Linked DNA regions of Homo sapiens: region 1 is linked to region 2. Evidence: chromatin contacts called from ENCODE Hi-C or POLR2A ChIA-PET data. All regions are on one chromosome and are shown on one strand. Each heading gives the region's core, a stretch centred on a gene start or an enhancer-like site at or near the end of the contact. The rest is flanking DNA. Distances are from core to core; before and after follow the strand shown.

Region 1 (6,549 bases), core at 4,050-6,549, 1.8 Mb before region 2:
GACGTCTGCTTCACCCCCAAACCTGCCCTGGCCCCATTATGGGAACCTCAAATCAGGTTCAAGCACAGAGCCCTAGATGTCCTCCAGTCTTGGGCCTGGGTCTCTGTCCCTGGGTCCCCGAGACCTGGACCTGGGTCTCCATCCATTGGTCCCCAATCCATAGGCCTGCGTGTCTGGCCCTGGGCCCCCAAACCGCCATCCGCACTCTTATTTCCAGAACCCAGTCCCAGGCCTGGCTGGGTTCAGTCCTGGCCCAGGTTTTCCATTTCCATCTCCCACCCCGGTGCCCCAGTCCCGGGCCTGAGTCTCTGTTCCTCTTGGTCCCTCAGTCCCCTAGACTCCGGTCCCTGCCCCGACCCCCGCACCCTCCTCACACGCCGGGTCCTCCTCCAGGCGGTCCCGCAAGTCAGCACCAACAGCCCCCATCAGACCTAGGGGTGGGGGGAGGGTGTGCATCCGCTCAGCCAATGGCCGTGCAGCCGGCCTGGGCCGCACCAATACGAGGGCGCGGGGGGTGGAGCCAGTCAGCTCGCGAGCTTGGTGCAGGGACCGGCCGCGGGAGAGGCCGAGAGCTGGGCGGGGCCTCGCGCTTCGGGAGACTGGCCGCCATCGTGGGTGAGGGCCGACGCGCAGCGGAGACGACGTCGCGGCCCCATAGACAGCGCCGTTGTCGCCATCTTTGTTAAGGGAGAGTGGGCCTGTCTCATCCATTGAATTCACAAAAGAAAAGGGGCGTGAGGGAGGAGGTCTTTAGCTGCAAAGACAGAGACTCTAACACGCGTAACAAAGGCCCAGAGATCCGATCCAGACACAGAGCAAGGCAGAGACCCACAGAGGTTGGATGAGGCAATAAGAGAGCTGGGAGGAGAGGGAGAGTGGGGAAAGTGAAGGATACTTTTTTTTCGGACAGTTACAGAGTCAGAGAGACCCAGAGAAAAGCAGAGATATAAACAAGAGACCAAAACAGTGGGATTGAGAATGTGCAAGGTAAGGATACAAGAAAACCCTGAAAATGACAGACACGGAGACAGATGGAGACAGACACTTCTGGAATGGAAGCCGCGAAGGAGAGGCTCATTAATTCAGACTTATTTATCTCAGGCTCAAACCAGAATGGAAGCGGCATGAGATAAACATCTGCCCAGTGAATGAACCAGTCACATGGCAAGACAGAGACAGAGAGATGGGGACAGTATCTCTAGGTCAAAGGTGAGGGAGGGAGAGAATATTGGAAGCCCAGGGGCTGGGAGGAACTGGGACAGAAAGTGAAGATGTTGACAGATGCACCGAGGCAAAGACATGGTGAAATTGAAAGAAAGGCAAGTATATATTAGGAGACTTAGAAACAGAATTGCATAGAGAGAAAGAGATATGCATTAGGAGACAAGGACAGAGCTCACTAGAAAGTGACAAATGTAGGCTGTAGGCCAGGCGTGGTGGCTTACGCCTGTAATCCCAGCACTCTGGGAGGCCGAGGCGGGTGGATCGCCAGGTCAGGAGTCCGAGACCAGCCTGACCAACATGGAGAAACCCCCGTCTCTCTCTCTTTTTTTTTTTTTTTTTTTGAGATGGAGTCTGGCTCTGTCACCCAGGCTGGAGTGCAGCGGCACGATCTAGGCTCACTGAACCGCCTGCCTGGTTCAAGCGATTCTCCTGCCTCAGCCTCCTGAGTAGCTGGGACTAGAGGCACGTGCCACCACGTCCGGCTAATTTTTTACATTTTTAGTAGAGACAGGGTTTCACCGTGTTAGCCAGGATAGTCTGGATCTCCTGACCTCGTGATCCATCCGCCTCAGCCTCCCAAAGTGCTGGGATTACAGGCGTGAGCCACCTCACTGGTCCAAAACCCCCATCTCTACTAAAAATACAAAAATTAGCCAGGTGTGGTAGCACGCACCTGTAATCCCAGCTACTCAGGAGGCTGAGGCAGGAGATCGCTTGAACCCAAGAGGCGGAGGTTACAGTGAGCCGAGATGATGCCACTGCACTCCAGCCTGGGCAACAGACCAAGACTCTGTCTCAAAAAAAAAAAAAAAAAAAAAAAAAAGAGAGACAAATGTAGGAAGAAGTTTGCTTATTGCCAAATCATGTACCTAGCATCCAACCCACAGTAGCAACAGCACCAGATAGTATGTGCCAAGGAATGACACGGAGAGAAGGGGGAACAGAAACCCAGTAAGACTGAGACTGGGGCACAGCAACTGAGCTTGGGGCCCTGGGAGAAGGAAAGGCAGAGACACTGGGCAAAGAAGCTGAGATTCAAACATAGAGCCTAAGTCACACAGACGAGAGGACAGGGAGGAGGAAAAGGAGAAAGGACCCTGCAGCTCACACACACTTGCTGTGTGACTGCTGGGAAGCCCCTGAATTCTTGGCCTCAGCTGTCCTGTCTGGGAAGTAGGGAGAAAGCTATTCACACTGAAACAGGAATTAAAAGAAATTAAAGAATGTGTAAGCAAAAACTCAGTTGTATGTAAAAAACCCAATTCCCCCTGAGGAAGAGAAAGAGATTGAGTCCTTTATTTTTTTTTATTTTTTTTTTTTTTGAGACGGAGTTTCGCTCTGTCGCCCAGGCTGGAGTGCAGTGGCGCGATCTCGACTCACTGCAAGCTCCGCCTCCCGGGTTCACGCCATTCTCCTGCCTCAGCCTCCCGTGTGTAGCTGGGACTACAGGCGCGCGCCACCATGCCCGGCTAATTTTTTTTGTATTTTTAGTAGAGACGGGGTTTCACCGTGTTAGCCAGGATGGTCTCGATCTCCTGACCTCGTGATCCGCCCATCTCGGCCTCCCAAAGTGCTGGGATTACAGGCGTGAGCCACTGCGCCCGGCCCGAGATTGAGTCCTTTAAAAATTAACTGCCTGTTTTTCTGTTTGTGGCTAGTGAGCCTTATCTAACTCCCTTTCCCAGGCATCGTGAAGACCCTGTTTCTCTAACTGTGCAGCTGCAAGGTCACTAGACAGGATAAACTCAAGTCCTAAAACATGTTTTTCCTTGAAAAGTAAGAAATAATGTAATGCATGTCTCAATTGAATAACTGTCTTTGTTTCTCGCTGCTATAATATGCTTCCCCCTGCACAGATCTCCCCCTACCCCACGAAATACTTAAAATGTAACTTGACTCTTTGTTCGGTGCTCAGTCTTTTTCGATGTTAATCTGACTGGGCCAGTGCACCTAAATAATAAATAATAAGTATCCTCCTCAACCCCTCAGTTTCTCTGATTCCTAAATTATCCCACTGGAACACCTGCCTGGAGAGAAGGTCTGAAATCACTTATGGAAGGGCTCCCAGGCTGGGCGCGGTGGCTCATGCCTGTAAGCTCAACACTTTGAGAGACTGAGGTGGGAGAATCCCTTGAGCTCAGGAGTTCAAGACCAGCCTGGGCAACAGAGGGAGACCTAGTCTCTAGAAAAAATAAAAAAATTGGCCGGGTGCAGTGGCTCATGCCTGTAATCCCAGCACTTTGGGAGGCCGAGGCCGGCGTATCACCTGAGGTCGGGAGTTTGAGACCAGCCTGACCAACATGGAGAAACCTCATCTCTATGAAAAATACAAAAGTAGCTGGGTGTGGTGGCGCATGCCTGTAATCCCAGCTACTTGGGAGGTTGAGGCAGGAGAACTGCTTGAACCCGGGAGGCGGAGGTTGCAGTGAGCCAAGATCGTGCCATTGCACTCCAGCCTGGGCAACAAGAGCGAAACTCCACCTCAAAATAAATAAATAAATAAAAATAAAAAAATTAGCCAGCCATGGTGGAGGCTACTTGGGAAGCTGAGGTGGGAAGATCACTTTAGCCCAGGAGGTTGCAGCTGCAGTAGGCTGTGATTGTGCCACTGCTTTCCAGCCTGGGCAAGAGTGAGACCCTGTTTTTTCTTTTTTTTTTTTGAGACGGAGTCTCACTCTGTCACCCAGGCTGGAGTGCAGCGCGATCTCGGCTCACTGCAACCTCTGCCTCCCGGGTTCAAATGATTCTCCTGCCTCAGTCTCCCGAGTAGCTGGGATTACAGGTGCGCATCACCATGCCTGGCTAATTTTTGTATTTTTAGTAGAGATGGGGTTTCACCATGTTGGCCAGGCTGATCTCGAACTCCTGGCCTCAGGTGATCCGCAGGCCTTGGCCTCCCAGAGTGCTGGGATTACAAGCTTGAGCTACCACGCCTGGCCTCCAATTTTTTTTTTTTTTTTTTAAAGAAAAGCTTCAGATTTTGTCTTTCCACAGTATGAGGATCTTGGCTTTTAGATGGTCCCTTACCTGGTCCTGCTGCTCCTCTGCTTCAAGGTGTCCATTCATCTGCTGGTCCTCTGCTCTGTTACATCAACGGGACCCTGGCCCTGGGTCTTAAGCCATAGTAGGCTGGTAGGAGCAAGGAGTCAGGTCTCACTGTCCTGGCCTGACCTTCAGCTCTGTGGAGGAGAGGTAAGTGAGGAGCAGCATTGACAGCCAACTGCAGGAGGCCCTTCCAGGCTCAATGTGCCTGAGAACCAAGAGGCAGGGGCCTCCCTGGCGGGTGGGGGGAAGAGTAGATAAGTCATTTTAATCACTGCCCCAGCCAGTCCATCTGGTTGCACACAATATGTATGCTATAATAGGAGTGAAGGCTAATTTTTATTGAGCACTTATTATGTGCAAAATATTGACCTCAGCAGTTTTATTAACTTTCATAATCCTGAAAAACACCCCTGTGTGCCAGGCCTGTTGTCATCCCCTTTTTGTCCATAAGGAGAGTAAGGCCCAAAGAAGTTAAGTGATTTTCCCAAGATCACAGAGAGGTTAAATGACTTGCCCAATCACCCCATTAGTAACTAGCAGAGCCAGGATTTGAATTTGGTTATAGCCTTGCAAGGCCCCATCTCACCATCTTTCTTTGCCACTACTTCTCCCTGGGTCTCCATCTCACCCCTCTTTCTAGGTCTCCTTCCTACCCTTTGGGCCTCCATTCCCCCCACCCCCAAGCCACGGAGTCTCCATTTTGCCTCCCCTATGAAACTCTGTCTCCCTCTTTCTAGGTCAGGGAAGGGCCATCTAGGGGCCGGGGGAGAAGGAGAAGCGGAACTCAAAGGATGGGAATACAGGATGCTATAGATTGAGGTGCAGCAAGATCATCTCGGGTTAGACCTTAAGTAGGACTTCCCAAGCAGCGGCTGCGCCTACGAAGTGCAGCGCGAGATCAGGGAGCGGTGAACCTGATAAGGAAACGCCCGAAGCGTGGGGTCGGAAATTTCCAGATGCCCCGACTAGCCCTGCCAGCCCCGCCTCCTCACCTCCAACACTGGGCCCGCCGGGTCCTCCGGGAGCCACTGAGAGGCCGTCGGCGTCGGGCCAGAGCGTCACCGCGCGACGCATCGTGCTAGCTACACGCATCTCGCTCCCAGATCCCTTTCTTCCGGAAAGCTATCGAGAACACGGCCTGGGTAGGGCCAGAGAGGCCCCCGACGTGCTGGCCCTTCCCTCTTGGACGTTGCGCTTGTTCCTGCGCTCTATGCTCTCTGCCGTTATCGCCCGGCTAGTCAGTCGTCCAACTCACCACAGAGAAGTCCGGATCGTGGTAGAGCGCCGCGTCGCACCCATGTGACGTCACGGCGGCGCCACTCGCTTGAGGCTTTCCCCGCCCACCCCAGCCCGTTCTCTCTTTCCGGACCTGGCCGAGCAGGAGGCGCCATCATGGTGAGCTCGCTTTGCGGCGTTCGGGGCTGGATAATCCGCTGCCATCCGCCGTGGTTTTGGGCTAGGGGCACGCTGGAGGGCGGCAGGGGGTCTGCGGCTGCCCGGAGGGAGCAATTCCCGATACTGGGGACCTACTCTGGGGGCCAGGAAAGCAGGGATGGGTCAGTCATAGCCTACCGCCCCCACTTAGTAGATGACCAAGTGGAGGTACTCGGAGGCTGATATGACTGGGTTTACAAAGCCAGGAAGTGGCAGAGCCAGGATTCCGACCCAGGTGGCTGGACCCGCAGCCACTCTTAGTTATTTGGCTTTGCTGCCTTTATCTGGACCTGTCACTTTCTAGTATGAAAAGTCGGGTTCGATGGGGGCCGCGGCGGGTGAGAGGATCGAGAGCCGAATAACTGGATTTGGGGACCAGGCAGGTCTCTGAGTCTCAGGCCCCTTCCCACCTTGTGATGGTTTTTGAGCCTTTGCCCCAGTGTCTGGCTGTTCGTTGGGTACACAGTAATCTCATCTGACAAGTTTGTGAATTTGGGAAGAAATAATTCACAGGAGATGCTCATCACGGGGTTTTGCACACAGTAAGTGCTGCATAAGTGGAGCTATTAAATAGTTCTTGTAATTGTCAACACAGTCTGAAAAACTTAAGTTGCTCAGAAAGGCAGCAGGGCGGTAGGAGCCTGGCGAGGCGGCTCACGCTTGTTATCCTAGCACTTTGGGAGGCCGAGGCGGGAGGATTCCTTGCCCAGGAGATCAAGACCAGCCTGGCCAATATTGTGAGACCCTGTCTCCACTTTAAAAACGATGTTTTAAAAAGACACTATTTGGTAAGGGTTGTTGGATTGACTGATGCTGTAGGAGAGGTGGTTCTAGTAGTATTGCTAG
Region 2 (6,371 bases), core at 2,800-5,299:
TGTCAAACTCCTGTCCTCAAGTGATCCGCCCACCTTGGCCTCTCAAAGTGGTAGGATCAGAGGCATGAGCCACTGCGCCTGGCCTTTATTTATTTATTTATTTATTTGTTTGTTTATTTATTTATTTGAGACGGAGCAGCCTGTCGCCCAGGCTGGAGTGCAGTGGCACAATCTCGGCTCACTGCAACCTCTGCCTCCCAGGTTCAAGTGATTCTCCTGCCTCAGCCTTCCGAGTAGCTGGGATTACAGGCATGCACCACCATGCCCGGCTCCACTCGTCCTTCTGATCTCAGCTCAAATGTCACCCCTTCTAGGAAGCTGTCACTAACTCTTCAACTCAGCTAGGTGCCTGTTATGAGCCATTGTGGCAGCCAGCCTCCAAGATGGACCCCAATGAGTCTCACCTGGTATTTGCATTGCCTCCTGCATTGGACAGGGCTGATTAGGTACCAATGGAACATTGTGGAAATGACAGTGTCATAAAAGATCTGAGGCAAGGCCATAAAAGACATAGCAGCTTCCGCCATGCTCTTTCTTAGATCACTCACTCTTTGGGAAAACAGCTGCCATGTGAGGACATTCATATGTCCTTGTGGACAGATTCACGTGGTGAGGAGCTGAGGTCTCTGGCCAATAGCCAGCATTCATTTGCCAACCACAGGAGCGAGCCACCTGGAATACAGGTCCTTCAGCTCCAGTCAAGCATTCACATGCCAGCCTGGAAAATATAGCAAGACCTCTTCTTTCCAAAAAATTTAAAAATTAGCTGGGCATGGTGGCACGTGCCTGTAGTTCCCACTACTCAGGAGGCTGAGGTGGGAGGATTGCTTGAGCCCCGGAGGTTGAAACTGCAATGAGCTGTGATTGCACCACTGCATGCCAGCCTGGGTTATAGTGCGAGACCCTGTCTCAGAAAAGAAAGAAAGAAAAAAAGATAGTGTTCTCGTGGCTGTAGCACTGGCTAATATCTTTTTTTTTTTTTTTTTTTTTTTTTTGAGATGGAGTCTCGCTCTGTAGCCCAGGCTGGAATGCAGTGGCGCGATCTTGGCTCACTGCAACCTCTGCCTCCTGGGTTCAAGCAGTTCTCCTGTTTAGCCTCTCTAGCAGCTGGGACTACAGTTGCACACCACCATGCCTGGCTAATTTTTGTGTTTTTAGTAGAGATGGGGTTTTACCATATTGATCAGGCTGGTCTTGAGCTCCTGACCTCAGGTGATCCACTTGGCTCTGCCTGGCCTTCTTTTTTTTTTTTTTTTTTTTTTTTGAGACAGAGTTTCACTCTGTTGCCCAGGCTGGAGTGAAGTGGCACACTCTCAGTTCACAACAACCTCTGCCTCCCGGGTTCAAGTGATTCTCGTGCCTCAGCCTCCCAAGTAGCTGGGAGTACAGTCACACGCTACCATGCCCGGCTAATTTTTGTCCTTTTAATAGAGATGGGGTTTCACCATGTTGGCCAGGTTGCTGTTGAACTCCCAACCTCAGGTGATCCACCCACCTCGGCCTCCCAAAGTGCTGGGATTATAGGCATGAGCCACTGCACCTGGCCTTAAATTTATTTATGTTATGTCATTTAAGTCCATTTTTCCTGCTAGACTGTGAATGCTGTGAGGGTGGGGGCAGTGTCTGTTTTCTTGCTGCAAATGCATTCATTCATTCAGCAAATGTTTATTGAACACCAGAGTTGTGCCAAGTATTAAGTTGAACACTGGAGATCAGGACTGGGACTAAGGGGAGGCAAGTGACGTGTTGAGGGCACAAAATTTAATGAGGCACATATTCTCAGTCCTGTGTAAGACAGGAATTGGCATCTAAGAGTGAGGTCCTTTTAAAATTTTGCAACCTGGACACTTTGCTTGTGTCATCCTAGTATCAACCCTGTTGGAGACAGAAAAGTACACAAGACAGAAATGATCTCTGGCCTCTTTTTGCCCCTATAATATTCAACAACTATGTGTTGGTTATTCTGCCAGTACTATACCTTAAATTTACATAATTCTACAATACATTTTGTTTTATTTATTTAATTTATTATTATTATTTCTTTGAAATGGAGTCTCTCTCTCTCTCTGTCCCCCAGGCTGGAGTGCAGTGGCACGATCTCGGCTCACTGCAACCTCCATCTCCAGGGTTCAAGTGCTTCTCCTGCCTCAGCCTCCCAAGTAGCTGGTATTACAGGCAAGTGCTACCAAGCCCGGCCAATTTTTGTATTTTTATTAGAGGTGCTGTTTCGCCACGTTGGGCAGGCTGGTCTCGAACTCCTGACCTCAGGTGATCTGCCTGCCTTGGCATTCCAAAGTGCTGAGATTACTGGAGTGAGCCACCATGCCTGGCATGCTTTGTTCTTATTAGGGCCAATCTCCCCTCAGTACTAATAGTAATAACTTTATTGACTGCTTACCATCTGTCATGTTCTAGGTAATGAAGATACAGTTATCAGACAGGGTCCCTGCCCTCAACAACTCACTACCTAATGAGAGATCTAGACAAACATACACACATACTCATAGGGCAAATAAAATAATTTTTAAAATGTAATAAAGGCCATTTAAAAAATCACGCCTGTAATCTCAATACTTTGGGAGGTGGAGGAGGGAGGATCGCTTGAGCTCAGGAGTTCAAGAGCAGCCTAGGCAACATAGCAAGACCCTGTCTCTACAAAAAGTACAAAAAATTAGCCAGGTGTGACGGCATGTGTATGTAGTCTCAGCTACTCGGGAGGCTGAAGTGGGAGGATCACTTGAGCCCAGCAGGTTGAGGCTTCAGTGAGCTGAGATCATGCCACTGCGCTACAGCCTGGGTGACCAAGGGAGACCCTCTTTCAGAAAAAAGCAAAAACAAAGACACACCAAAAAAACACTAAACTAACTGCTGACCTGGAGGGTTTTTTTTTTTTTTGACAGAGTTTCGCTCTTGTCATTCCAGCTAGGGTGCAATGGTGTGATCTCGGCTCACTGCAACCTCTGCCTCCCAGGTTCAAGCAATTCTCCTGCCTCAGCTTCCCGAGTTGCTGGGATTACAGGCACCTGCCATCACACCCAGCTAATTTTTATATTTTTAGTAGAAATGGTTTCACCGTGTTGGCCATGCTGGTCTCGAAGTCCTGACCTTAGGTGATCCACCCACCTCAGCTTCTCAAAGTGCTGGGATTACAAGCATGGGCCATCATGCCCCCGCCAAACTAGAGATTTTTTTTTTTTTTTGGAGTCTCTCTCTATTGCCCAGGCTGGAGTGCAGTGGCGAGATCTGGGCTCACTGCAACCTCTGCCTCCGGGCTTCAAGTGATTCTCCTGCCTCAGCCTCCCGAGTAGCTGGGACTACAGGTGCGCACCACCATGCCTGGCTAATTTTTTGTATTTTTAGTAGAGATGGGGTTTCGCCATGCTGGCTAGGCTGGTCTCGAACTCCTAACCAAGTGATCTGCCTGCCTCGGACTCCCAAAGTGCTGGGATTACAGGAGTAAGCCACCGCGCCGGGCCGGTTCAAATTTATGCTTTTAAACTGTTGTCTCCCGAGAGACACACGCAACGTATTTTAAGCAAAACACTGGCTTGGTGTTGTGGTGGCTCATGCCTGTAATCCTGGTGATTTGGAAGGCTGAGGGTCGCTTGAAGCTGAGTTCGAGATCAACCTAGGCAATATATCTAGACCCCTGTCTCTATTTTTAAAAAAATTAAAGAAATCACTGGATGAGGAATGGAAAGACATTTTCTATCTCCCCAGGACAGTTTTTTAAAATTTAAAACTACTATTCCCAGCATGCCCTTCTCCCCTGGGTGGGGGGAGGGGACCTAAGAGAACTACATTTCCCTGAATGCAACGCCTTCACCGCTGGTTCTTCAGCATCTCGGGAATTGTAGTCCTCTGTAAAGATGTTTGTCCACAAATCCCAGCATGCACTTGGGATCTGACTCGTTTGGTAGGAAAAGGACTGGCTCTGACTCTTCACCCATCTTCACCCAGGCTGGCCCCTTTGGTGAAACTACAACTCCCAGGGGTCTGTGCGCGAGAAGGCAGGCGGGTTTTTCTACCGGAAGTCCGCTCTAGCTCTGGGCCCTACAACTGCACCCTGAGCCGGAGCTGCCCAGTCGCCGCGGGACCGGGGCCGCTGGGGTCTGGACGGGGGTCGCCATGGTAACGGGGGAGCGCTACGCCGGGGACTGGCGGAGGGGGGGCCCACGCGTAAATAGCCGAGGCTGGATCGGGCGCTGACAAGTCCCTTCTCTGCCGCGGATGGTCTGGGTCAGGCGCGGGCTCTGGGGATTGGGACCGATCCAGGGCCGGGAAGGAGGGCACAGGGCGGTGATTCTGCGCGCGGGGGTTACCAGGGGTCTCGCGGCGACGGGCATTGGGGGTGGTGTTCCAAGGGGAAAGGGCTGTGCAGGTGGGAAACGTTGTAGATGGTTGGAAGCTTTGAAACGAGAGGAAACTCGTGAGACACAGTCTTGTGGGTAGCGAGAAGGCATTGGAGGTGGGGAGAGGGCGTCCGAAAGAGGAAGGCGCTCTGGAAGTGTGGCGGGAGCGCTGGGACGAGAACGCGAGACCTTGGAAAAGGGGAGGGAGGTTTTCTTGATGGGAGGAGTCTCTAGAGACAAGGATCTGATTGCAGGTGGAGAGGGGATGTTGAGACAGGGGCAGGAGACTGCCTGTGAGAGAGGGATGATCTCAAGAAGAGACCTGGCACAGGAAACCAAAAGGAGGCAACTGTAGGGAATGAAACTTAAGGGTCTGGGAAAGCGCTGTAAAAGGAGAGAGGACCTGGAGGTAAGATGGACACTCGGAAAGAATGGGGAGCAACTGAATAGGTCTTTCCAAGAGGAGAGATCTTGTGGGGTGGGGAGTAGGCTTGAAAGTGTGAGACCTGGGGAGGAATCTTTGTTGGGGCAAAGACTCAACATTGGATTTAGGAGTGCCCCTATCCCCCAGGTTGGGGCTTTGGATCTAGGAAAGGGTTCTTTGGGCTGGAAGTTGGGAAAGAAAACGAATGAGAAAGAGTGTCAGAGCGGGGGCGGAGTCTCCTCCAGGAACAGGGTCCTTGGAGGCAAAATGTGACCTTTTGAAGAAGGGAGGAAGCTTGGGAGTGGGACAAGGGATGTCACCAGTAAAAAGCCCATTGAGGCCCCAAGGAGGGGAACTGAGACTGAGAAAGTGGAGGTCAAAAGGGAACAACTCCAGAGGAGGGGGATTGGAGACAGGGAAGGTTGGGGGGCATCTAGAGGGGACAGCAGAGGCGTGAGGATGCAGAGATTCAGGACGGAGGGGACTTGAGATTCCAAATGGGAAGAAAACAGGGAGAGGTATACAAGGGAATTTGGGAGTAAGAGGCAGAGCTTTTTGTCAACTCTGTGGGTTTGCTTCTAGTTCTCCTAACTGTGTGAATATGTCTCCGGCTCTGCTCCCAGGCTGTGGCTGCCTGGTGTAGGCCCCCCAACGTCCCTTCCTGCCTGGGACCCCTGCCCTGCTAGGAAGTGGTTTTCCCTGGCTCAGCAGGAGTTCTTGGAAGGAGAGTGTAACATCCTGTTCCGGTCCAGTTTGGTTGGTTGGGGGAGGGAGGATAGAGTGTGTGGAGAATGAGGCTTAGGAAAGACTCTCAGGCTGGGGCGGTGACTCATGCCTGTAATCCCAGCACTTTGGGAGGCTGAGGCAGGCGGATCACATAAGGTCAGGAGTTCGAGACCAGCCTGGCCAACGTGGTGAGACCCCGTCTCTACTAAAAATACAAAAATAAGCCAGGTGTGGTGGTGGATGCCTGTAATCCCAGCTACTTGGGAGGCTGAGGCAGGAGAATCGCTTGAACCCGGGAGGCAGAGGCTGCAGTGAGCCGAGATTGTGCCACTGGCCTAGGCGACAGAGTGAGACTCTGTCTCAAAAAAAAAAAAAAAAAAAAGGCTGGGCACAGTGACTCGCGCCTGTAACCCCAGCACTTTGGGAGGCTGAGGCAGGCAGATCACAAGGTCAGGAGTTCGAGACCAGCCTGACCAACATGGTGAAACCCTGTCTCTACTAAAAATACAAAAATTAGCCGGGCATGGTGGCATGCGCCTGTAATCCCAGGTACTTAGGAGGCTGAGGCAGGAGAATCGCTTGAACCTGGAGGTAGAGGTTGCAGTGAACCGAGACAGTGCCACTGCACTCCAGCCTAGGCAACAGAGTGAGACTGTCTGAAAACAAAAAAGAAAAGAAAAAGACAGGACTAGAGGGCTCTCTTTCCTAAGAGAGAAGGCTCCCACAAGTTGGGGTCAGGTGGTTCAGAGCAAAGCCTTTGGACTCCCACCTCTGCTTTCTGGCTGTGAGACTTCCTTTCCCTAAATCTCAGTTTCCTCATCTATAAAATGGGCATGAGCATGCCTGTCTCAGACAGAAATGGGCCCAGA

Evidence for each region. Hi-C counts contacts between places; a loop is a spot of excess contacts on that map. ChIA-PET counts read pairs that join two places held with the same protein, here RNA polymerase II (POLR2A). Pooled maps may share reads with other maps.
Region 1: a loop to region 2 is called in a pooled map, with 6 times the contacts of the local background. The contact joins the promoter of SPHK2 here to the promoter of AP2S1 in region 2. A Hi-C loop is called at or near these places in 4 of 50 pooled maps. POLR2A ChIA-PET finds 5 or more read pairs at or near these places in 2 of 52 experiments (Panc1 and activated naive CD4-positive, alpha-beta T cell).

The regions. Positions count from the first base shown.
Region 1 is chr19:48,618,256-48,624,804 of GRCh38, reverse strand. SPHK2 (sphingosine kinase 2) reads right to left here and starts at 5,299. Exons shown (of 7, transcript NM_020126.5): 1 at 5,262-5,299; 2 at 4,252-4,403. The coding sequence starts at 4,290. It overlaps RPL18 (ribosomal protein L18), which reads left to right and starts at 5,627. Exons shown (of 7, transcript NM_000979.4): 1 at 5,627-5,664. The coding sequence starts at 5,662. RefSeq lists a silencer at 402-641 and enhancers at 4,956-5,045, 5,206-5,885, 6,156-6,549.
Region 2 is chr19:46,848,524-46,854,894 of GRCh38, reverse strand. It overlaps AP2S1 (adaptor related protein complex 2 subunit sigma 1), which reads left to right and starts at 4,049. Exons shown (of 5, transcript NM_004069.6): 1 at 4,049-4,131. The coding sequence starts at 4,129. RefSeq lists an enhancer at 3,725-4,034.